Linked DNA regions of Homo sapiens: region 2 is linked to region 1. Evidence: chromatin loops called from intact Hi-C (ENCODE). Cell type or tissue: PC-3. All regions are shown on one strand.

Region 1 (5,000 bases):
GATATGAGTGAGGAAGAAAGAAACAGCTTATTTCATTCAGTCAACCAAAAGTTTTTGAGCAACTACTAGGTACCTAGCACTGTTTGGGGTTCAGTTGTGAGCAAGACAGAGAGAGTTCTGACCCCCTGAAGCATGAAGTGGAGAGGAGAGAGGAGTGTGGTGTGGCATGGGCCAGAGAAGAACCCCAGGCCCAGGAGTGAAGAAGCCTTTATTCTCACTGCTGTAACTAGGCCACCAACGAGCTTGAGCAAGTCACTTCACCTTGCTGAGTCTCTTTTTTCTTATCTGGAAAATGGGAGGGGTGTGCATAATTTTATGGGATTGCCAAGTTCTCACATTCTCTTATTCCATAAGAGGCATTTATTTTCCCATCTTTTTAAAATTAAATCAGGTTAGGAGCTATCATGAGTGTTATTAGTTGCCAAAAAATCAACTATTTCCACTCTTTTCCTCTTATCGTGCCTTTTCTCCAATACAATTCACAATCAGTCAAGTCACAGGACGTAAAGGCCACCAAGCAAAAGAAATCTGACAATGGCTTCTCGGGAGCTCTGCAGTCTACCTGGCCAGATAACGTTAACACACATGATCAAAGGTGTCCATCCCTAGTTTCACATTAGCACAATGTCAGGTGCAAAACTCCTTGACTTTTGCCACTGAAATTTATATCTCTGAGTTACCTGTTGAATCAACTGCTCCGAAGATAACAAAGACATCACCTCAGTCATCTTGCAATGCTAGTGGCTACTAACATCTTAAAAGCCTTCTTTGTCTTTAATGATAATGATAAAGTATTGTTTTGGGCCATTCTATTGCCCTTATTATTTTTCATTTTTATGGATATTTGTATGAAATACACCTTTCAATATTTTTAAAACAGAGTTCTTATTTAGATTGTTTCAGACCCATCACTTAATGGTAAAGGTTCTTGGTTATATTTCTATTACATTTCCTTCCAAATCATTTTCTGTTTAAATGAATTAAGTCAATGATTTAGGCATTTACTTCATGATATTGATGAAATTACTACATACAGGGCATGGTGCAAGTTGATTAGATTTTAGAATCTCTATTAGCGCTGTTAAGAATACATACAAACCAAAGTGCCTGCTGAATGAGATGCCACCCCCTCCACTTCTCCCTCAAAATTACCTTCTGTCCACCTGTTTCCTTGAAATACAGGGAGAGGAAAAACACCTTAGTATAACAGGACTTGTAAAGGACCACTTCCCAGGTCCTTTGAGACAAACCAAATATCTCCTTCTTTATCTCTTACCTAGCATCATTTGTTCATCTTTCTCCTCACACTTAACAGCACAATTTCAATGTTTCTTTTCACCAGTCTGCCTGTGCCTCAAGTTTTTATGTTTATCCCCAGTGCCTAGCACAGCTTTTGACATAAATGCTGTGACCAATTATTATTCAACAGATAGATGAATGAGACCCTTCTGCTGAGGGGGAAGGGGTAAGAGATGGGGGAAGGGATAAGAGATGGGAGAAGAGGCCCATTTAAAAATAAAATGGTGATAGCAAATAACAATCACAGTGAACCTGTGTTAAGCTCCTATTGTGTGCCAAGCATTGTATATATTATTGCTAACCTTTAACAAAAAGGAAAAATGGCGAAAGTAATTTTATTTTCTCTTCTTATAGATCTGCACTGTTTCAATAGGGTAGCCACTACCCACATAGGAGCATTAAGCACTTAAAATGTGGCAAATCTGAATTAAAATGTGCTGTAAGTATAAAAATACATGCTAGATTTCAAAGATTTAGTACTAGAAAAAAAAGAATGTAAAATATCTCAATAATCTCTATATCGATTACATGATTTTTTAAAATTTTGTGTTAAGTAAAATATATTCTTAATTTTTCTTTTTTTTTTTTTTAAAGGGTGAAGTTTGGGGAGAACTCCCAAGAGAATGGGCACAGGAAGTAGCATTTATCTACGCACTAAAATGCCAGACACTTTTAAACACCTCACATTTACAACAATTACTAGCCCCATTTTCCAGATCCTAATACTCGGGTTAAGTGATTCACCCAAATGCCTGGATCTTGAAAACTGTAGCCCAAATTTAAACAAGGTATTTCCGGATTCAGAGTTCTTCTGATAACAGGCCCAAGTGTAAGGAAACAAAGGGCGATCAGACCCCAGAAAGGCCTGTCACGAGGAGTTTTGAGAGTAGTCAGACTGTCCAGCCGCGGAGCAACCTAACCAGGCACTGGAAGACACCACCAGATGCTCAGGGCAAAACCTTTTGTCCCCTCTCCGCAGCGAGGCAATCCAGGCCGGAGAGTCAGATGCACCTGAGAAAACCAATATCCCCAGGGCATATCTTGGGGTTGGGTCAAACTCCATTCCTTATCCTAGAAGCCCTGCTTATGGGTCCCGGAGGTTGACTCTGCTAGTGCTCCGGCGCCCTCTAGCGATTGTCCATTCCAATGCCAGCTCTCTCTAGTCCGTCCTTCTAGACTCACCAGCTCCTAGGGCTTGCCCTGCCGTGGACCCCTGCCAGCCTGATTTTGCTCCTCCCCTACCTCAAGGTGCAATGAATTGCCCTACACTTGGATAAGAAAGAGGTCTTCTGGTCAATAAGCCTTAAACCTGAGCTTTCTAAAGTTAATCCGAAATACTGTATTTTCCCCCTGACATTTCCAAGGAGAAATTTCTCTAGTTTCCTAAGTAATAAGAAAAACAAAGTTAGAAATACTGTGTTCTGAGCCAAAGATGTAAAAGCAACATTTAAGAAAGTTTGTTCTTTTTGAATGACGCTTTAATTTAAAACAGAATAAAGGATTCCCCTGTGTGTTCCTGGAACTGTAAACACTCATAAACTCTCTTTGTTTACTTTATTGACTCAATTGTGACATTTAAAATAGAAAGCTAAGTCTATGCATGAGCAATTTTTTACAGAACATGCACATTAACAGAGATGGCTGCAGACAATGACTTTGTACAAATTCAATCACATTTATTGGGTAAATATTGCACTGGCTCCAAGAGACAGCAATGTAATAAGTCCCAAGCCTACTCCTCCTAACACTCTAATGGAGGTGGGAGACACCCCCGCAATCATCCCTAACTCATACTTAATAAAGATCAGCAGTGCACATGGTGCCAGAGATTGGCTCCACTGCTGTAATTATCTCCAGGGAACTTGAGTTTCTTTATGAGGGGAGTAATCAGAAGGGTTGTTGAATGAGTCTCCTGATTTTGAGAAGTCACTTATTTGAGCTTTAGTTTCCACATTTGTCAAATTAAATTGCTAGAGTCAGCAGATGATCCCCAAGCTCTCTTCCAGTTCTGAGAGTCATAGAACATGCACATTAACGGAGATGGCTGCAGACAATGACTTTGTACAAATTCAATCACATTTATTGGGTAAATATTGCACTGTTGAAAGTTGCTGATCACAGTTTAGAGATGAGTCCATCACAGATCAGCTTAAATGGGCTCCCCTTCCAGCCCTATGACTAAAATAATAGGACTGGAATAAACTTTCCCAAAGAAGGCATCCTTATCACTTTCTTATTTTTGAGACTTGCCTTCCAACCCTCAATATTTACTGAGCTAAAAGCTGATGGTTCCCAAGAGGGTTTCCAAAGAATACAGCAGACAAATAAAGGACTTCCCAGGATGTGCTGATTTAGGAGAAAATATATCCAATATATCACATATATTTAGTAGTTCATACAGCAAACAGAAAGCTCCCACATAACTGCAGTTTCTAGTACAGAAAAAGAAAACCTGAAAGTATATGTAGGCACTAATATGTTTTTATTATGCAGTCACAAGTTTAGGAGATATTCACTGAGTTTAACACTAATTGAGGCCTTACTATAGACTATTTCAAATAACATAGAAAAGATGATGCATCTTACCTGACCCATTTATTGTGCTTGATTTTTGGATTTACCATCAACTATCACATAAATACTTTATCCAAAAAATGGATGTGTAACCCCAACCTAAATTATTATCATAATGTGCTTCCCTGAAAAGAAAATATTATAAGATTTTGGGGACATCTTAAAAAGAATTAAAATCAGTAATCTATTCTTTGCCATCTACATTCAATCAGGAGAAAGGCAACTGTATTATTACATGTTGGAAGATCAGTTTTAATGCACCAAAGAATGGTCTTGAACTATGTGACATTTTATTTTGAATGCATTTAAATTTTTCTATTTTGATATTTTGTAAATCTAGTGTACTGGCTACTGTTGCCAAGGAAATATGACTTTGGGTTACTGAATGGATCTGCAAAGGTTTTTGTTTTTCTTTTAAAATATTAACAAGACAAAAATGGAAAGATCAAATATGGAACACAAATTTAGCCCTTTCTCTCTTCAAAGTGCACGGAATACAGATCTTCTTACACACCACTGATTAAAAAATACAAAGATGCATGAAGTGATTTTTCCCAACTAGTGTAGAGACTTTTACCCAATTAGCCAAGTTGATATCATCAGAGTACCTGTCTCATTCTTTGTTCTGGATTCAGACCACTCTGAAAATGTGTGGTATTGATTACACACAACACTGACGGCTCATCTTCAATAAGTTCATCTCTAAATGAAAAGATCCTTTCTTTATGTGGATAAAGGTAACATAATGTTCTAGGGTGTTACATTTCAAAGAATTTTCGAAGTGAAGTCAGAAGAAGGCATAGTGCAAACCTTATAAATGTGTTCAGTATTAATTCCAAAAGATTCAAATACATATGAGAATAAAGATTCCACCATTAACCCATTTTTTTTGGTCTGTGATTGTTTCTTATAGTCAGTATAACCTCAAGGTTTTAAGTCATAATAATGGGCTTGAATAATCTAATTATTTAAAAGAATCAAAGCTTTTTTCTATTGTTTTGGAATATTACATAAAACTTCTCTATAAACAGATAACATCTTTACTTCCTACTAACTGAAATGAGGTATTTTTAATTAGAAATACACAAGCAGATTAAGTATACTTTAGAACAAACACCTTTTAATTA
Region 2 (5,000 bases), 230 kb before region 1:
CCCGAAAACTATGTCCACATTTGCTCTTGAAGAAATCTCAACCTATGGCATGAAATACCATCTATATACCATATAAACTCAAATGTTTATACATATACCTGATCTCTCTCCTAAGTTCCCAATGTGAATATCCCAATGTGTACCTGCCGACCAGATACCTACACTGGAAATCTCATACATATATATATGTATATGTGTGTGTGTATATATGTATATATATATACACACGTGTATATATGTATATATACACACGTGTATATATACATATATACACACGTGTATATATACATATACACACACGTGTATATATGTATATATATACACGTGTGTATATATGTATATATATACACACACTATATATGTATATGTGTGTGTATATATGTATATATTGTATATATATGTGGAGTGTGTGTGTATAATGAGTGCGTGTGTGTATATACATACATACATACACACATATATATTTACAGTGTAGGTATTTCCAGTGTGTGTGTGTGTGTGTGTGTGTGTGTGTGTGTATCTCCAACAAAACATGCCAAAACCAGAATTGTTTTTTCCACTCCCTTCTCCCATGTGCACCCATGTGACACCACAGTGTCTTTTGTTTCTATAAGTGGCCCCACAATGCACTGAGTTGCTTAAATCAAAATTCTGTTGGTCATTCGTCTTTTCCCATACCCCAAAATCTAATCCAATCCATCAGCAAATAAACATTTTAGGTAAAGCTGTGAAGGACAACACCTTAATAACATTTCTCATAGCCTTCCATTTTTTTCTCCACTAGACCAAGAGTGACTTCATGGATATTTGCCACTGCCTACTCACAGTTTTCCTCATTCTTGCCACCCTTTCCTCTTTCAATCCATCTTCTACACAGGATCAAGAGGGAAATTTTAATCATGGATTGTATCACATCACTCCCCTGCTTAAAATTCTTTGTGGTTTTCTATAGTTCTTAGAAGCCAAACTTTTTCCCATACCCTATAAAGCTCTATATCAGTTATCTTTAGTCTGTGATTAGAATTACTGGGAGAACCTAAAATAACAACAAGATCAACAACAGCAGCAGCAACAACAACCAAAAATCCCAAACACCGATGCCTGGGCACCACCCTAGACTAGTTGATTTGGAATTTCTGTAGGTGGAGCATCTGCATTTCTGATACATAGTCACTATCTCTCTCACTCACTAAGATCCAAATATACAAATCTATTTCTTTTTTAAAACACACAGAATTTGTACCTGCCTATGGACTTTTTCACTGGCTATTTCCTCTTTCTGGAATATTTAATACTCAGATTGGCACATTGGCTGGCTCCTTCTCATCACCCAGGTCTCCGCTCAAATATCACCTCTTTAAAGAGAAGAGAGTCAGAGAAGAGGGCAACAGACTTGTAAACCTTCATGTCTGTATACATGAGATTAGAGTCCTCATGTCAGGAGTTACTCCTTGCATTCTCCAGTCACTCACATATCACATGCCCTGTTTCTATGAGCTTGTCAGTGGTTGCTCTCCCATTTTCTTGCCTGTGGTATGTAGCCATCCTAAGAAGCAACAGAATTATCAAGTTAGCTTTTTAACTCATGTTTACATGCATATTTATTCAAATAATTATAATTCACTGGGACAGTGACTGTAAGAATGTATGCATATGTATGCAGGATTATCAAGGTCTTAACATGCCATGCAAACAGGAGTCATCTCTGACTGCCTCTGAGGAATGACACTTCTCCTTGGGATGTATCCTGACATACAGACCTTTATGATCATCCTTCAGGGAACTTTCTCAAGAAAATACTCATTGAAAATCCAGTTCAATTTTGGAAACAACTTTTTTTTTTTTTTTTAGATGGAGTCTTGCTGTGTTGCCAGGCTGGAGTGCAGTGGCATCATCTCAGCTCACTGCAACCTGCAACCTCCTCCTCCTGGCTTCAAGGGATTCTCCTGCCTCAGCCTCCTGAGTAGTTGGCACTACAGGCGCGCATCACCATGCCCAGCTAATTTTTGTACTGTTAGTAGAGATGGGGTTTCACCATGTTGGCCAGGATGGTGTCGATCTCTTGACCTTGTGATCCACCCACCTCGGCCTCCCAAAGTGCTGGGATTACTGGCGTGAGCCACCACACCCAGCTGGACACTGCATTTCTAGGGATGTGGTTGACTTTGGTATAAAGCCCTTAGTGGTAGAATGAATTTCAACTTAGATATCCAAGCCCAATTTTGCTATAAAGGATCTTCCTGTATTCCTCCACTTTCAATATCTTAATAGGACTTGCATTGATAAGGAGTGCTAAAACTTACAACGTACTTTTACAGGTAGATGTTCTTCCTTATGTTCTCCCTTAACTCCCTGGGTAGTTGAGGCTTGAGTACTAGGTAGTTGAGTACCAGAGTTCCCACATATGAGTGTGTAGCTTGTGTGCTATAAAAGTGTGCCTGGATGAAAGCTTGGGGAATGAAACTCAGTCCCTCACCAAGGCAGTCGCCTTCCTTAGGGCAAAGTCAGCCCAGAGGAAAGGGTGTGTTTCCCATCTTCAACCACCAGAGGGAACATTTTTCCTATTTCTGCAACACTGCCATCTGTCGTGGCTTAGCCATGGCAGTACTACTATTTTGGTTAGTTGTTTATTGCTTTATTTTGCAGATGAAAACTCCGCTATTGAGAGAGGTGAAATATTCTATCCCAGCAGAAAATCTTCCAGTGAGTCAAATATCTGCTAGTGAGTTGACAAAAAAAATCTAGAGCTCTTTCCGTCAGCACTTGGAAATATTCTTATTGTTACTGTTGGATGACCCCTGGTTTGTAGACACCGCCTATAGGGCAATGGTTGGGTTCAGAATTACAGAGTGAGAGGCATAAGCATCAAAGCACAGAGAAACATATTAATAAAAGCCTCTGAGAAATAAAAATGAGATCCCAAATCCACCAACTGACTGAACAGAACCCCTCTTGGCCAAGGGGACCTCAGAGTAATCTTGAAAATTGAGTTCTCAGTCATGACAGTATGTGAGGTCAGACATTCCTTGTAATATCCCCTCCCTTGATAATCACCATTAAGCTTTCTTCCCTAAGGACCAAACAGAAACCAGCCCTTTACAGAGACTCTACCACTGATATCAACTAACCAGTAATGACTGCCCCTCCCTTTTGTGGTTTTAACAAAACAGCTGACCAGCATTTCTTCCTGATAAGAGACCACAGACTATGAAGTGGTTCTGGCCAGTCTATGGAGGGTGTACATTAGGGGCTTTTGTGTCCTGTGCTTCACATTTGTCATCAGAGGGCTGAAAACACCACCCTCGGGTCACGCTAACAAGGCTGTATTTTGAACATGGGTCCCCTGGAGAATCATGAAGCTCAGTTGTGAATGTGTGTGTTTCTCCTTTTAAAAATATTTATGACTCCTCTTATAGCTCACTAAATATGTAAATGTGGCCACCTCAGCACACACTCCTGTTCCCTTTTCTCCTCCCTTGAAGAGTCTGTTTTTGGCTCCTGGCCAGAGGCTATGCTTCCCAGTCTGTCAGAATGGCCACCATGCAGGTTGCAACGCTTTATGAGAAATAAAGCTCTTGTTTCCACATTTATGAACCTCATCATTCTTCAGTTGACATCTCCAATTCCATGGGAGTCATTTAACTTATCAGAGTTCTTTTCTCTTTTGGAAATTGAAAGGGTGGACTCAGCACCAAATAAGGTTCCTCTGGGCTCTAATATCTTTGGCTAGAGGAGATGACAGAGTTTTTTTTTTTTGTAAAAGGAGCTATTTATTTGCTCTTCCATCACAGCTGTCCAAGGTTATTTGAATCATAGCCATCTTGTGAGAAGACTTCTGCCACATTAAGCCATTTTGGAATCATCTTCAGCCTCGTTAACGACGTAGCAGGGTTAGTTTGGTCACTACCGACCTCCCTTTTTATCAAACTTGCTGTTGAATTGAATCTCTAATTTGGATGAAGTCGGGTGTCTCATCCCCTGGAGTTTAATTACACACACATTCATTGATTCTGGGCCTGCTCCCTCAGGTCAAGAGCACACAACCACCTCACAGCTTTCTGCAAAGAGGACATGTTGTATAAGTCTATGCTTGCAGTCTTTGGAGGAAATGATGAAGGTTGGAGAAAGGAAGCAAATAAATACATTTTTTCTAAGTCAATTCAAACTAGAATAAGTCACTGCCACACATCATCTGCCCCCTCCTCCCCAGGGTCCCCCTTCCCCTGGAGCCTCCATCAGTAAATGAATTTAACCTAATTTGCTGCTCTCTAGGGAGAATGCATTCAACCACAAGCTTCCCAAGGTGCTTCCGTTCCTGGTACAAAAAGCTGAAAATGTCATCGCATTTGCAAATGAACAGAAACCTCCCACTCAAAGAGCATCAGTGCCACTGTGGCTCACTGAAGCAGCTGGCAGGAGCCTTCCTCTCACTGCCATTGCTTTGTGGTTAGAATAATACACACATAGTCTTTTCATCTAATGACGTTGGCAAGTTTAACTTTCTTTGCAAAAGTAACAATGCTTTGCCTTCAACCAGCAGACTGTTCTCTCTTTCTTTGGAAAGGGCAGAATGGTTTCTATTTACTCCTGATAGGGCCAGTCACCTGCAACCTCTAGACATGTCTTCACTTCAGCTTTACCCCATGCTGTATAAACTCCATAGGTCACAGTGGCTTTGATATTCTTCAGCTATGAAAGTCTGAATTCTAGATTGAGATGCTGGCCCCATCAAGCACATCTTTCTTGGCGTTTTTTATTTGTCAAGGAGGGATGGGCTCAAAGCAGAATACTTTACACCCCTCATGATTTGCAATGACCTAGCTTCAATCTTTTCTCAGATTTAATATTTTCTGAGTAAGGGGCCCTGAACTCTGGCAAGAGGTGGCTTCTGGGTAAAGGCAGTACAGGAAATCTCCAATTTACTGGGGCTCTTTCCATGATTTTTGAAGCATGAAGGGACCATCATGGTGACTGGTTTACAGCACTGACTAATCCAGACT

The links. Peaks named below come from ENCODE experiments on the same cell type or tissue, not always from the same donor. Only the 100,000 strongest peaks of a DNase experiment are listed, where the experiment ranks them.
Region 2: it touches region 1 in a loop (11-fold over the local background); 80 of 110 quality-filtered maps call a loop at or near these places.

The regions. Positions count from the first base shown.
Region 1 is chr3:132,027,050-132,032,049 of GRCh38, forward strand. All of the region lies in intron 1 of CPNE4 (copine 4), which reads right to left. Among named protein-coding and RNA genes, the nearest start is that of CPNE4, 5.5 kb to the right of the region's middle. RefSeq lists an enhancer at 2,476-2,525. In PC-3, a CTCF peak has its summit at 2,449 (motif pointing left); a DNase peak (open chromatin) is centred at 2,392; H3K4me3 peaks cover 428 bases; H3K27ac peaks cover 1,011 bases.
Region 2 is chr3:131,792,409-131,797,408 of GRCh38, forward strand. All of the region lies in intron 2 of CPNE4 (copine 4), which reads right to left. Among named protein-coding and RNA genes, the nearest start is that of MIR5704, 190 kb to the right of the region's middle. RefSeq lists enhancers at 4,106-4,642, 4,236-4,285. In PC-3, a CTCF peak has its summit at 2,575 (motif pointing right); a DNase peak (open chromatin) is centred at 2,543.